Regions from separate parts of the Homo sapiens genome. Here region 2 is linked to region 1. A link is an interaction called in ENCODE POLR2A ChIA-PET data of the cell type or tissue named here. Cell type or tissue: PC-9. All regions are shown on one strand.

The links. ChIA-PET counts read pairs that join two places held together with the same protein. Peaks named below come from ENCODE experiments on the same cell type or tissue, not always from the same donor. Only the 100,000 strongest peaks of a DNase experiment are listed, where the experiment ranks them.
Region 2: POLR2A ChIA-PET joins it to region 1 with 13 read pairs; 5 of 35 experiments call an interaction of 5 or more read pairs at or near these places.

What each region holds. Positions count from the first base shown.
Region 1 is chr5:17,131,840-17,134,339 of GRCh38, reverse strand. BASP1-AS1 (BASP1 antisense RNA 1) reads left to right here. Exons shown (of 3, transcript NR_027253.1): 3 at 2,440-2,500. Among named protein-coding and RNA genes, the nearest start is that of MIR10522, 23 kb to the left of the region's middle. In PC-9, CTCF peaks have their summits at 1,457 and 1,656 (motif pointing right); no DNase peak of the experiment used is centred here.
Region 2 is chr5:16,905,195-16,907,694 of GRCh38, reverse strand. All of the region lies in intron 1 of MYO10 (myosin X), which reads left to right. Among named protein-coding and RNA genes, the nearest start is that of MYO10, 30 kb to the left of the region's middle. In PC-9, no CTCF peak of the experiment used is centred here; a DNase peak (open chromatin) is centred at 1,264.

The DNA.
Region 1 (2,500 bases):
GAACTCGGAAGCTGGAGGTTGCAGTGAGCCAAGATCACATCATTGCACTCCAGCCTGGGCAACAAGAGTGAAACTCTGTGTCAAAAAAAAAAGAAAAAAGAATATTCATAGTAGCTCTTATTCCCAAGAGCTAAACAACTGAAAACAAGCCAAATGTCCCTCAGTGGGCAAATGGTTAGACACACTGTGGTCTAGCCATACCATGGAATAGACAACAACTTGAATGGATCTCAAGGGAATTATGCTGAGTGAAAAAAAAGTCCATCTCAACAAGTTATGATTCCATTTATATAACATTTTACAATAACCGAACTATAGCGATAGAAAACAGATTCATGACTGCCACAGGTAGGAGTGGGAGGAAGAGAACTTGGGTGTAGACATAATGGGGTAGCCTGGGCTAATGGCACAATTCTGTATCTTTTTCTGAGACAGGGTCTTGCTCTGTCACCCAGGCTGGAGTGCAGTGGCGTGAGTGCGTGATCATGGCTCACTGCAGCCTTGATCTCCCAGGCCCAAGTGATCCTCCCGCCTTAGCCTCCTGAGCAGCTAGGACTATAGGTGCTGCCATCACACCTGACTAGTTTTTTAATTTTTTTGTAGAGATAGGGTCTCCCTATATTGCCCAGGCTGGTCTCAAACTCCTGGCCTCAAGCGACCCTCCTGCCTCAGCCTCCTGCAGCGCTGGGATTACACATGTGAGCTACTGTGTCAGGCCACAATTCTGTATCTGACTGTAGTTACAGGTACATGAATGTATACATGTGACAAAATTGCACAGAACTTTATACACACACACACACACACACAAATGAGTGTTTGTAAAGCTAGTAAATGCAATTAAATCTCTATGGATTGTACCAATATCAGGTTCCTAATTTCTATAATGTGTCTGGTTATATGGACATGACCATCAGACAAGGCTGGGTGACGGGTATGTTGGATCTCCCTGTACATTTTTTTTTTTTTTGCAACTTCTTGCAAATCTATAATTATGTCCTTAAAACAGAAAAGTATACCCTAAAACAAAAGATCTTTAGGAAAAGAAAGAGTTGCTTAGCAAAGCCAGGCCTACAGATAGCAGCTTGAGTAGAAAACCGAAGAACAGGCTTCTCAGAGCCCAGTGAAGAAAGAAGCGTTGGCCAAACACCCATTTCTTAACTCCAGAAGTAAATGCAGGAGACACAAGGAGAGAAATAATTGATTTTGTGCAAACCAAACCAGTTCTGATCCCAGCCCCCTGTGTTCTAACTACAGGAGTGTACTGCTTTTCAAATCCACAATGTTTTATGGCCTTAACGAGCCAAGCTGTGTAATTATCATCACACTATGATGCCACACCTAATTTTAAAATCCCACAATAAAGTCACAGCAGGAAGAGGACAGTTACAAAAGCTATATGATGTGATTGTCATTCGGCTTCCGCTACAGTTAAAATTAATCTGTTTCTTTTTAGAGTCTCAATTCTTTCAGAGTATATGTTAAAACACTGCTTCTTTTATGTGTGTTATATTTTTCCTAATGGTAAAACATTGGTAAAAATCAGTTTGAGTGAGGCTTAGTCTAGCTAAAACTAAGCCCTGAAACTGATTCACGGAACACAGCTTGTATTTTTTAATCTGACCACAAGAGGGCTTCTGTTTTTCCTAGTACTAAAAAGGCAGCAGAGTAATCTTTAATTTAGAATATGCAAATATCTTACAAGGGAAAATGAGTTTTAAACCAAGCCCTCCCTGCAAACACCAAGATTTGACTAACTGACTATACAGTTTTTTGTTTTGAGACAAGGTCTTGCTCTGTCACCCAGGCTGGAGTGCAGTGGCATGATCACAGTTCACTGCAACCTCTACCTCCCAGGCTCAAGCCATCCTCCCACTTCAACCTCCTGAGTAGCTGGGACTACAGGCATGCACCACCACATCTGGCTTCTTTTTATTTTTTATTTTTTTATTTTTTTTAGAGAAGACGTCACTATATTGCCCAGGCTGGTCTTGAACTCCTGGACTCAAGTGATCCTCCCGCCTCAACTTCTCAAAGTGCTGGAATTACAGGCGTGAGCCACCATGCCTGACCAACTATACCGTTTTGTAAAAAGTGAAATTTACTGAAGAATGTCTATAAAATATACTTCAAAACTCGGTTTTCCTTTTTTAAATTTGACATATAAATGATGAAAACTAGCCAACCACTTATAAAGCATGTTGATGATTTCATTTCCCAGTTGGCAAATGAAATAGGACCAAGTGCCGTCTTTCTTTTTGTTAGCTTTGTTATTAACATATATAGCTCAGCATCGTGCTCTGAGCATATTGCTGTTATTGTTCAATAACAGCTCTACAGCCAATGGTTCCTTATACATTATTTAAGATAATTCTGTGATGCCAGAAAATGAATTTCCCTAAGTGTACCCTCTCCACCCACACTAACCTTTATTTATAGGTTTCAGTCGATTTGATTATAAAGCAAAGGTTTGGGAAGAAAGACTCATATTCCTCCTGAG
Region 2 (2,500 bases), 230 kb after region 1:
CCCACAGTGAGTTGTGTATTCTGTGGGTAGTTTCTTAAAGAGGAAGCATATGTCTCCTTATGTAAATCCTGTAATGAAAAATATTTTTTAATATTGTCTGCATAATCCTTTCGGACATTGTTAGTGCCCGGGCTCATTTCAGGATGGATGAAATTGTCCTTTTGTGTAACCTTTTTTTTCTTTTTTTCAATAAATCACTCTAAAGGGAAATGCAATCTCCCGTGACCTGTTGATCAGCAGACTTGGTGATCAGTGGGGACTTTTATTCTTTTCCATAGTGTTGGATGCCTTCTCCTTGGGTCTTCTGAGTCTGTTGTGCTGAAACCATTATTTTTGGTTTCCTTTGTTGGCTCATTCTCTGCCTCCCATTTGAGAGGCAGTGTAGTATAATTACAAGAGCGTGTGCCCTGGAATTACTTCAGTTTTGAATCCTGGCTCCAACATTTAATAAATAAAAGTTAACAAAGAGGCAAGTAAAGAAACAGGATATAAAATGTTTCAAGTGGCTACCAGAAATGGCGATGTTCTTGTGGGTTCCTGAATATAGATGCTTTTCTTTCTTTCTTTCTTTTCTTTTTTTTGAGATGGAGTCTCATTCTGTCGCCCAGGCTGGAGTGCAGTGGCATGTTCTTGGCTCACTGCAACCTCCACCTTCCGGGTTCAAGTGATTCTCCTGCCTCAGCTTCCCGAGTAGCTGGGACTATAGGCGTGTGCCATCATGCCTGGCTAATTTTTTTGTATTTTTAGTAGAGACGGGGTTTCATCGTGTTAGCCAGGATGGTCTCGATCTCCTGACCTCAGGTGATCCACCCGCCTCGGCCTCCCAAAGTGCTCGGATTACAGGCGTGAGCCACCGTGCCTGGCCAGATACTTTTCTTTCTTCTCCACATCAGCCAAGGGGCTTGAGAGGCAAGGGGATGGGTCAGGAGACATTACTGCAGAAGGGTAACTTCTGGCACTTCTTGGATGTGGGGGATGAAAGTGTTGAGACTGTCCTTTTTGGCCAACCTAGTGATTGCAGTGACCTTCGAGATAGGCATAGAGAAGGAGGAAGTTGGAGAGATGATGATGCTAAAGTGGTTTTGGCCATGCTGGCTTCTGACATCCAGCCCTTGGTAGTTAATGATTTAAAGTTGTTTCCAGGTGGGATGTTCCTGGGCCTGAAGAAGCAGTAGCTCTCTTCTCTCTAGAGTGGTGGTTTCTCAACAGTGCGATTTTGCCTCCAGGGGACATTTGGCAATATTTAGAGCTATTTTTGCTTGTGACACCTAGGGGCAGGGTTATCTAGGGAGTAGAAGCCAGGAATGGTGCTAAACTTCCTACCGTCCTCAGGATATGGTTATGCAGCCCCAAGTGTCAGTGGTGTTGCTGCTGAGAAAAGTGCTTTAGACCCTCGAGCTGAAGGACTCAAATTCTTTTCATCCTAGGAGCGCCCCATTGGCTCCTCATTCCAGGGTGTGGTGTTGAGGAATGGGGGGGTCCATTCTGGACCCTACCCCTGGCACCTACCAGGTGCACCCTAAAGTCTGCCAGTGGCATGGGGACTGGGATAGCAGCCGTCCTGCCAGGCAGGAGTTGCCTTCAAGGCCTGTTAAGGGATATGGGGTATGTGTGACACTGTTGTCACTTTTTTTGTGGAAATGCCAAGTGTAAGAAATCTCTGTTGCATTTGACAGGTGTTGCAGTTGAGGATGTATCCATTCTAATCTATGAGTGCTTTTCTTTCTCTTTTTCTTTTTTTCAACTTGCCATGGAAGATAGGGAACAGGAAATTGGACTTAGCAATTACTGAGTGGTTGTCCCTACTCAGATGTCACCTTGTTAACAAGCTGCTCTAACTCCTTAAGTTCTCACCCTTGACACACACATTGTTCATGTGTGAAGACGCTACCCACCCACTCCTGATCTTTGCAATCAGGAGTTAAATTTCTTACTTTTACTGGTGGCAGGGAATTTATTTGTTAAAGCAAACAAAAGAAGATCGCTTGGTGTCACTGGGTCGTTGAGAGCCACAACATGTATTTGGAAGTGAGTTGCATCCAAGGTACCCATCTTTTTCTTTGGCAGACTCTGGAATGGAACTTTCTTGTTTTGCAGCACTCATCGGTCAGTGGAGGTCTGAGATGGACTCATTGCCCTGGCTGGCTGGCTGGCTGGTGGCTGTTCCTGCAGGACGGGAGGGTGAGTGTCAGGGAGGTGGCTCTGATTGCAGGGAGACCTACTAGCCTTAGGGTTGGGAGAATATTCCTTTTGTTGCTCCTTCCCTCCAGCTGTCCCCCTGCCCTCTCTTCTGTTGAGAGCAGTGGACTCTGGGTGTAAGGGCACACTCAGACACAGTAAGGGCTCAAGGTCGGTGAGGGAGATTGTTGTCCTCCGAAGATATTAGTAACAGTGAGCTTTGCTGAATGAGCCCAGACAAGGATGGGAGGTTGAGTCTTTGTGGAATACCGAGTCCATTCTTGGAGGTGCTTTCCTTCAGAAGCTTGGGAAGCCACCTGTG